Regions from separate parts of the Homo sapiens genome. Here region 1 is linked to region 2. Evidence: chromatin contacts called from ENCODE Hi-C or POLR2A ChIA-PET data. All regions are on one chromosome and are shown on one strand. The core of a region is the stretch at or near the end of the contact, and the rest is flanking DNA. Distances in the headings are between cores, read along the strand shown. Region 1 has its middle 79 kb from the start of CHASERR. Region 2 overlaps AKAP13 (A-kinase anchoring protein 13).

The links. A loop is a pair of places that touch in the nucleus more often than their neighbours do. ChIA-PET counts read pairs that join two places held with the same protein, here RNA polymerase II (POLR2A). Pooled maps may share reads with other maps.
Region 1: a loop to region 2 is called in a pooled map, with 4 times the contacts of the local background. The contact joins two enhancer-like sites. A Hi-C loop is called at or near these places in 4 of 50 pooled maps. POLR2A ChIA-PET finds 5 or more read pairs at or near these places in 2 of 52 experiments (GM12878 and activated B cell).

What each region holds. Positions count from the first base shown.
Region 1 is chr15:92,802,683-92,805,745 of GRCh38, reverse strand. No RefSeq gene overlaps it. Among named protein-coding and RNA genes, the nearest start is that of CHASERR, 79 kb to the left of the region's middle. RefSeq lists an enhancer at 1,255-1,304. Within about 2 kb of position 1,290, at least 34 of the 41 ENCODE cell types and tissues checked have a DNase peak (open chromatin) inside an H3K27ac peak, as active enhancers do; they include GM12878, where a contact is called at or near this core.
Region 2 is chr15:85,705,821-85,709,309 of GRCh38, reverse strand. AKAP13 (A-kinase anchoring protein 13) reads right to left here. Exons shown (of 37, transcript NM_007200.5): 18 at 1,224-1,291. Among named protein-coding and RNA genes, the nearest start is that of LINC02883, 51 kb to the left of the region's middle. RefSeq lists enhancers at 551-680, 1,653-1,962. Within about 2 kb of position 2,094, at least 23 of the 41 ENCODE cell types and tissues checked have a DNase peak (open chromatin) inside an H3K27ac peak, as active enhancers do; they include GM12878, where a contact is called at or near this core.

The DNA of each region.
Region 1 (3,063 bases), core at 41-2,540, 7.1 Mb before region 2:
CACTTTTTAAGGGGCATTGCAAAGGCAATTCAGGGCTTTGTGACTTTGGACATGTAACTTAACCTCTCAGCGCTTCAGTTTGCTCCTTTGTAAAACAGATTTGTAAAAAGTGCTTGTTCCAGGCTGGGCTTGGTGGCTCACTCCTGTAATCCCAGCACTTTGGGAGGCTGAAGCAGTGGATCGCCTGAGTCCAGGAGTTCGAGACCAGCCTGGGCAACAAGGTGAAATGCCCTCTCTACTAAAATTACAAAAATTAGCTGGGTGTGGTAGCGTGTGCCTGTAATCCCAGCTACTCTGGGGGTGCTGAGGTGGGAGGATCGCTTGAGCCCAGGAGGTCGAGGCTTCAGTGAGCCCAGATGGTGCCATTGCACTCCAGCCTCGGCAACAGAGTGAGACCCAGTGTCAACAAATATATAAGTAAACAAATAAATAAATACATAAAGTACTTGCCTGTAGGCTTGTTGTGAGGTTGGATTGTGTCACGGTATATACCTTATTTGGAATATTGCTTGGCACAGTCATTGTTAGATAAATAAAAAAAATCAAAAGAGATGTAGAAATAGAAGTTTGATGAGAGTTCAGAGGAAAAAGATTTCTTTTTCTTTTTTTCCTGAGGCGGAGTCTTACTCTGATTCCCAGGCTGGAGTGCAGTGGCACGATCTTGGCTCACTGCAACCTCTGTCTCCTTGGTTCAAGCGATTCCAGAGGAGAAAGATGTTAATGTTTGTTTTGTACCTAGAACCTCATCGCTGGATGGGATTGTAAAGATCTGTGACTATTTTACACATTTGTTCTTTTTTTTTTTTTTTTGAGACAGAGTCTTGGTCTGTTGCCCATGCTGGAGTGCAGTGGTGTGATTTCGGCTCACTGCAACCTCTGCCTCCTGGGTTCAAGTGATTCTCCTGCCTCAGCCTCCTGAGTAGCTGGGATTACAGGTGCACGCCACCAAGCCTGGCTAATTTTTGTATTTTTAGTAGAGACGAGGTTTCACTCTGTTGGTCAGGCTGGTCTCGAACTCTGACCTCAGGTGATCTACCTGCCTCGGCCTCCCAAAGTGCTTGGATTACAGGTGTGAGCCACTGCACCTGGCCTCCCATTTATTCTTAGCAGTAACAGTTGGTCCCTGAAATTAGGAAACTGACTCTATTGTGATCTTCCAAGAGCTACATTGTCCAGCCCCTGGGCCTGTACATCCTTATGGAGTGAAGACTGACAGTTTTCCCTTAGGTCAGTGGAGCTACAGTGGCGTGTTGGAGTCAGCTGCTCAGAATGATGATGCACTTTTCTTTCCAACTTTGGTTTCAATGACATCATGTTGGTAGCTTGAAACTGGCCATAGCAGGGGTATTTACACCACAGGAATAGGTAAACACTACATATTAAGGCTTTTCCCCTTGGAGATGCCTTGTTAAATATTTACCAACACTCCACTGCCTGTTACAACACAGCAAAAGCCCCTCTGAGAGAAGGCCAGAGAATGTACCTAACTCCTCCCAGGTTGTCCAGTGTTTCATTGTCCCTGGACTGAAGAGTCCCTCAGTGGCCTTTGCTGAGATATTTCAACACCCTAGTCTCTTAAACTGTAAACAAAGGAGAGTCATGAGTTATTTCTGGGTGAGTCAGTCCAATATTGCACAAGCATTTCTGGGGGTAGTAGAGGGGAGGCAAGAGGGAAACTGGGTAGGCTGGGGAGCTATCTAACTGCCCAAGACACTTGAATCCTAAACAAACGGGAACTAAATGAGAGGTGGGAGGGACATAGTCTTTTCTGACGGGAACTGTCTGTGACTCATTCTCTTTCAGGAGTCAGAAACTCCAAAACCTGTGGGAGTGGGGAGGGGCGAGCAGTGCGGTTTTTAGAGAGGTGTGGAGTTATTATAGGGACTCTTAAAATTCTTCTCCCTTGCTCAGTGTGGTGACTCATACCGGTAATCCCAGCACTTTGGAAGGCAGAGGCAGGAGGTTTGCTTGAGCCTAGAAGTTCAAGACCAGCCTGGGCAATGTAGCAAGACCCCAACTGTATAAAAAATAAAAATAATTAGCCAGACATAGTGGTGCATGCCTGTAGTCCCAGCTACTTGGGAAGCTTAAAAATCTACCTCCATTTAACCTGGTAGATTTGGGGATGTGTGTGGTGGGCTGAATAATGGTCTCCCAGTGATATCCCAATATGTGGAAACTGAATGTTACTTTATCTGGCAAAAACAACAAAAACCAAAACACAGGCAGGGCAAGGTGGCTCACACCTGCAATCCCAGTGAGACTCTGTCTCAAAGAAAAAAAAAAACAAAAAAACAAAACCCCAACAACTAGGGCTTTGCAAATGTGCAGGTGTGTAAGTTAAAGATCTTACTTTTAAAACAATTTTATTTTAGGGTGTGGTGGCTCACACCTGTAATCCCAGCACTTTGAGAGGCCGAGGTGGGCAGATCACCTGAGGCTGGGAGTTCGAGACCAGCCTGACCAGCATGGAGAAACCTTGTCTCTACTAAAAATACAACAAAGTTAGCCGGGTGTGGTGGCTCATGCCTGTAATCCCAGCTACTTGGAAGGCTGAGGCAGGAGAATCACTAGAACCCAGGAGGCGGAGGTTGTGGTGAGCCAGGATCGTGCCATAGCACTCCAGCCTGGGCAGCAAGAGCGAAACTCCGTCTCAAAAAAAAAAAAATTATTTTATTTTATTTTATTTTGAGATGGAGTCTTGCTTTGTAGCCCAGGCTGAAGTGCAGTGACATGATCTCGGCTCACTACGCCCAGCTTAATTTAAGGATCTTGATGCCGGGCACGATGGCTCACGCCTGTAATCCCAGCACTTTGGGAGGCCGAGGCAGGTGGATCACTTGAAGTCAGGAGTTCAAGACCAGCCTGGCCAACATGGTGAAACCCCACCTCTACTAAAAATTCAAAAATTAGCCGGGCATGGTGGCACATGCCTGTGGTCCCAGCTACTTAGGAGGCTGAGGCAGGAGAATCACTTGAGCCCGGGAGGCGGAGGATGCAGTGAGCCAAGACTGCGCCACTGCACTCCAGCCTGGGAAACAGAGCGAGACTCCATCTCAAAAA
Region 2 (3,489 bases), core at 845-3,344:
CTATAAAAAACTATATAATAATAAATAAAGATGGGTAAATACAGACTCTAAGAAGGTGATAAGTACTATGGAAAAAAGGAAAAACTGGGAGTGCTGGGTACAGGGAAATATCAGGGAGCCAAGGGTTATAAATCTTCCAGTTTTTTCAGGAGAACTTAAGAATCCAAACTGATATAAAACATGATTTTGAAAGAGCTGCACTAACTCACATTTTAAAAATACTACATGAGCCAAACAAAATATGTGTCCATAGGCTAAAGAAGATCTGGCTATCCTATTCTTTGCCATTTTGACACTAGTTTTAGTGCTTCTCAAAGTAAGGTCCTCGGACTATCAGCATCATCTGGGAACTTACTAGAAATGCAAATTCCTGGACTCTCCCCCAGAATCTGAGACTCTGGGAGTGGGGCTCAGTAAGTTGTCTTTCAATAAGCCCTCGAGTTGATTCTGATGCACATTCCAGGTTGAGGTCATGGCACTAGATAACTGTGTTTGGTGACTGACGAAGCACACAGCTCATTAATCATCTGTGTCGACGAAGTTGGAAAGCACTCCTTTGACAAGGAATGAAGAGACACTTACAGGCGACTAGAACATTGAAAACCTCACAGGCTACCTAAAAGGTATGGCCCTTAACCCACACTTTTTTTTAAGGGCCACTGGGAAAGCATGATTACATAGCATACATGCTCAGGGCAGATACCACCATAAAACAGGCACTTTCTATTCTTACGTCATGTGATCAGAGCCACCTATATTACATACCTGAGGAGAAAAGTGCTACCAGACAGGCTGGGGCTAACCATAACACCCTCCCCACCCCCACCAGCAGGTCAATGCCCCTGACCTCCACCTGCTGCCCTGATAGTCCTGAAGGAGGAAGACAGGTGTATGAACAGCAGGGTAGGCCTGCAGACGTAGTTAAGAAGAAAACCACTTTAAGAGCAATACGGAAATATTAAAATCACGAAGAAATGTATATTGAACGTGAAGAAGTTCTGAAAGCGTTTTCTTTTCTGAAAGTCTAATTCTCCAGTGTTACTCAAGAAGAAGATTGATCGCTTAAGAGAAAAAATATTTTTTAGTTATAATTTGTTCTCAAAGTTGGTACCAAATGATTAAAATAAACAAAATCCACCACAACCTCAACTCTCCCAACTCCCGAGGATTTTGCTGGTTTAAACCCTTTTATTTTAAGCCTTGTTTTAGCCAGAAAGTCTTACCTTCATTTTGACCTTTGCACAGGAGGCTAGACTTTCTCGGCAGCCTTTGTGGACAAAAGCACTGCAATCTGAAAAGAAAGCAAACCCAAGGTCACATGGACAAAGCAAACAGATCCCAGATTCTGAGTTTCCACTGCTGCCACAAGTGGCCTCTGAATTTCAAAGTGAAGTCACTCACATGTGAGAATGTGACTGAAATTACACACTGCAGTCCTCTTCTAGGAAGCAGGTCTGTGATGTTATTTGGAGGAGGAAAAACACGAGCAGATGTGATTTTTTTTTTTTCGGTGTTTGTGTCTTTATTTGGAGACCAGGAGACAGATTACAGCTTAATGAGAGGAACAACGACTCAAGTGATCTGATGGGAAGGGTGAGTTTCCTGGCCCTTAGGAAGCAACAGATGTGATTTCTAATCAACAAAAACTAGTAAGTCTGGAACTTTTCAGACAGGAAGCTGAGAGGCTACCAAAACTAAAAGTGAAAGTGTCTGCCATCAATGTGTAAGTCTAAATTACAAATAAATACATTAATAAAGCCCCTAACAGGGGTTACAAAATTTGTATGACTGTAATAAAGCACAGAATATAAAATCTGAAAAGCTTAACTACGCTGGGCTTTTTGCACCCCATTCTCTGAGACAGGAACCACACATGAAAGGTCACTGGAACCCCCACATGCACCTCTGGGAACTGTGACTTAAGAGAAAATGGAGACTTCTTGAAAGATAAAGCAGAAACCACAATTTGGCAAGGACAGCATTTTATCTCAATTCCTTTACTTTTCACTCCCTTGGCCTACAAGGGCCACTGACGTAAAAACCCAAGCCTCTGTGTCTCAGAAGGCTTACCATCAGCTCTCAGCGCTGCTATAAAGTCACATAACAGAACTGTTCCAGGAAGCCAGAGGTAAAGCAGAAACAAATGAAAGATCGGCCTGTGGGGACACTCGAGGAGACACTCTCATGGGAAGGGCTCACTCAGGAAATCAACCACAGATACCATTCACTAGGCAATGCCTCACAGACTGATTCAGGAAGCATCACAGGTCCTGTCTACATCAACTCACCAGTTAAGGGCCAACATCTCTTTTGGGCCAACATCTCTTTTAGCCCAGACACATGGATTTGTGGGGGACTGGAGTGATGATGGGGAGGGAAGGAAACCAGAAAGGAGACTGCTAGAATCCCAGACCTCAAAGGCCTATTCCATGCCTTTTGTAACACTTCCTTTAACACCCACTTGGTTCACAGGTCTCCTCCTTAATACCACTGGCACAGTGTATTGAGACTCTCTTAGGTTTTTCTCTATCCCCTCTCTGGGGCAGGGACCATTCACCCACTGCTGAATCTTCAAATTAAGACTCTCCAGCATAGTGCCTAGCTCATGCATCCTATTCAAATGCTCCTCTCTCGGCCCTACTATGCCTATTTAAACTAAAATTAGATGAATGCGCTGACACAGCCTTGATTACAGTATGTCAAACATCAATTTAGTAACACAAAAGGACAAACAGCTGTCAAACTAAATTTGACGTAGGTCCTGGCTCTGCATGTATGTATGTACTAGTATGACCCTAGTCCCTTCTTGACAGGCCTCCGTTTCCTCATCTATAAAATTAAAAAGGAGGAATCACATTTTCCCCCAGGTTCCCTCTGCTGTGATTCTATCAGATGGGTAAGTGAGTTTCAGGCTGCTGGACCCACAGCAAGAAGCATAACAAAGTGGTCGAGGCAAACGGCTTTATTTATTTTCTAGTAAGCCAAAACATGTTTCTGCCCATCCTCACGAGCACTATTCTTACTCAGGGTGTATGGTGCACCTCCCCTCCTCTGCCACAGAGATGCCCAGGACTTGCAGCTGGCATGCTCCTTTCTGGTTTCTTCCTCTCCCATTAGTTGATCCATCATATCCTTCCCATGCACAGACTTGAAAGCCCACCCCACTCAAACCCTTTCTCTTCACAAATCCCCACTCAGCTAAAGTCTTTCAAATACATCATCTTTAAGTCCATTTCTCTTTCCCTTCTACAGAAAAAGTATAAAAAGACTATGAAAAGGCAAAGTCAATGATTAGTAGATCTATGTTTTTCAGCGTGCTGAATCCTCAATATATAATGCTGAAGAGAATAAAGCAAATTACAAAAAGAGGTACTGTATGGTAGTATTTATGTAGGTTAAAAACAAAAACAAATTATATGTTGTTTATGTATGAAAATAAATTATAAAACACAGACTACGAATGCACTGAATTCATGACAGTCCTTGTCC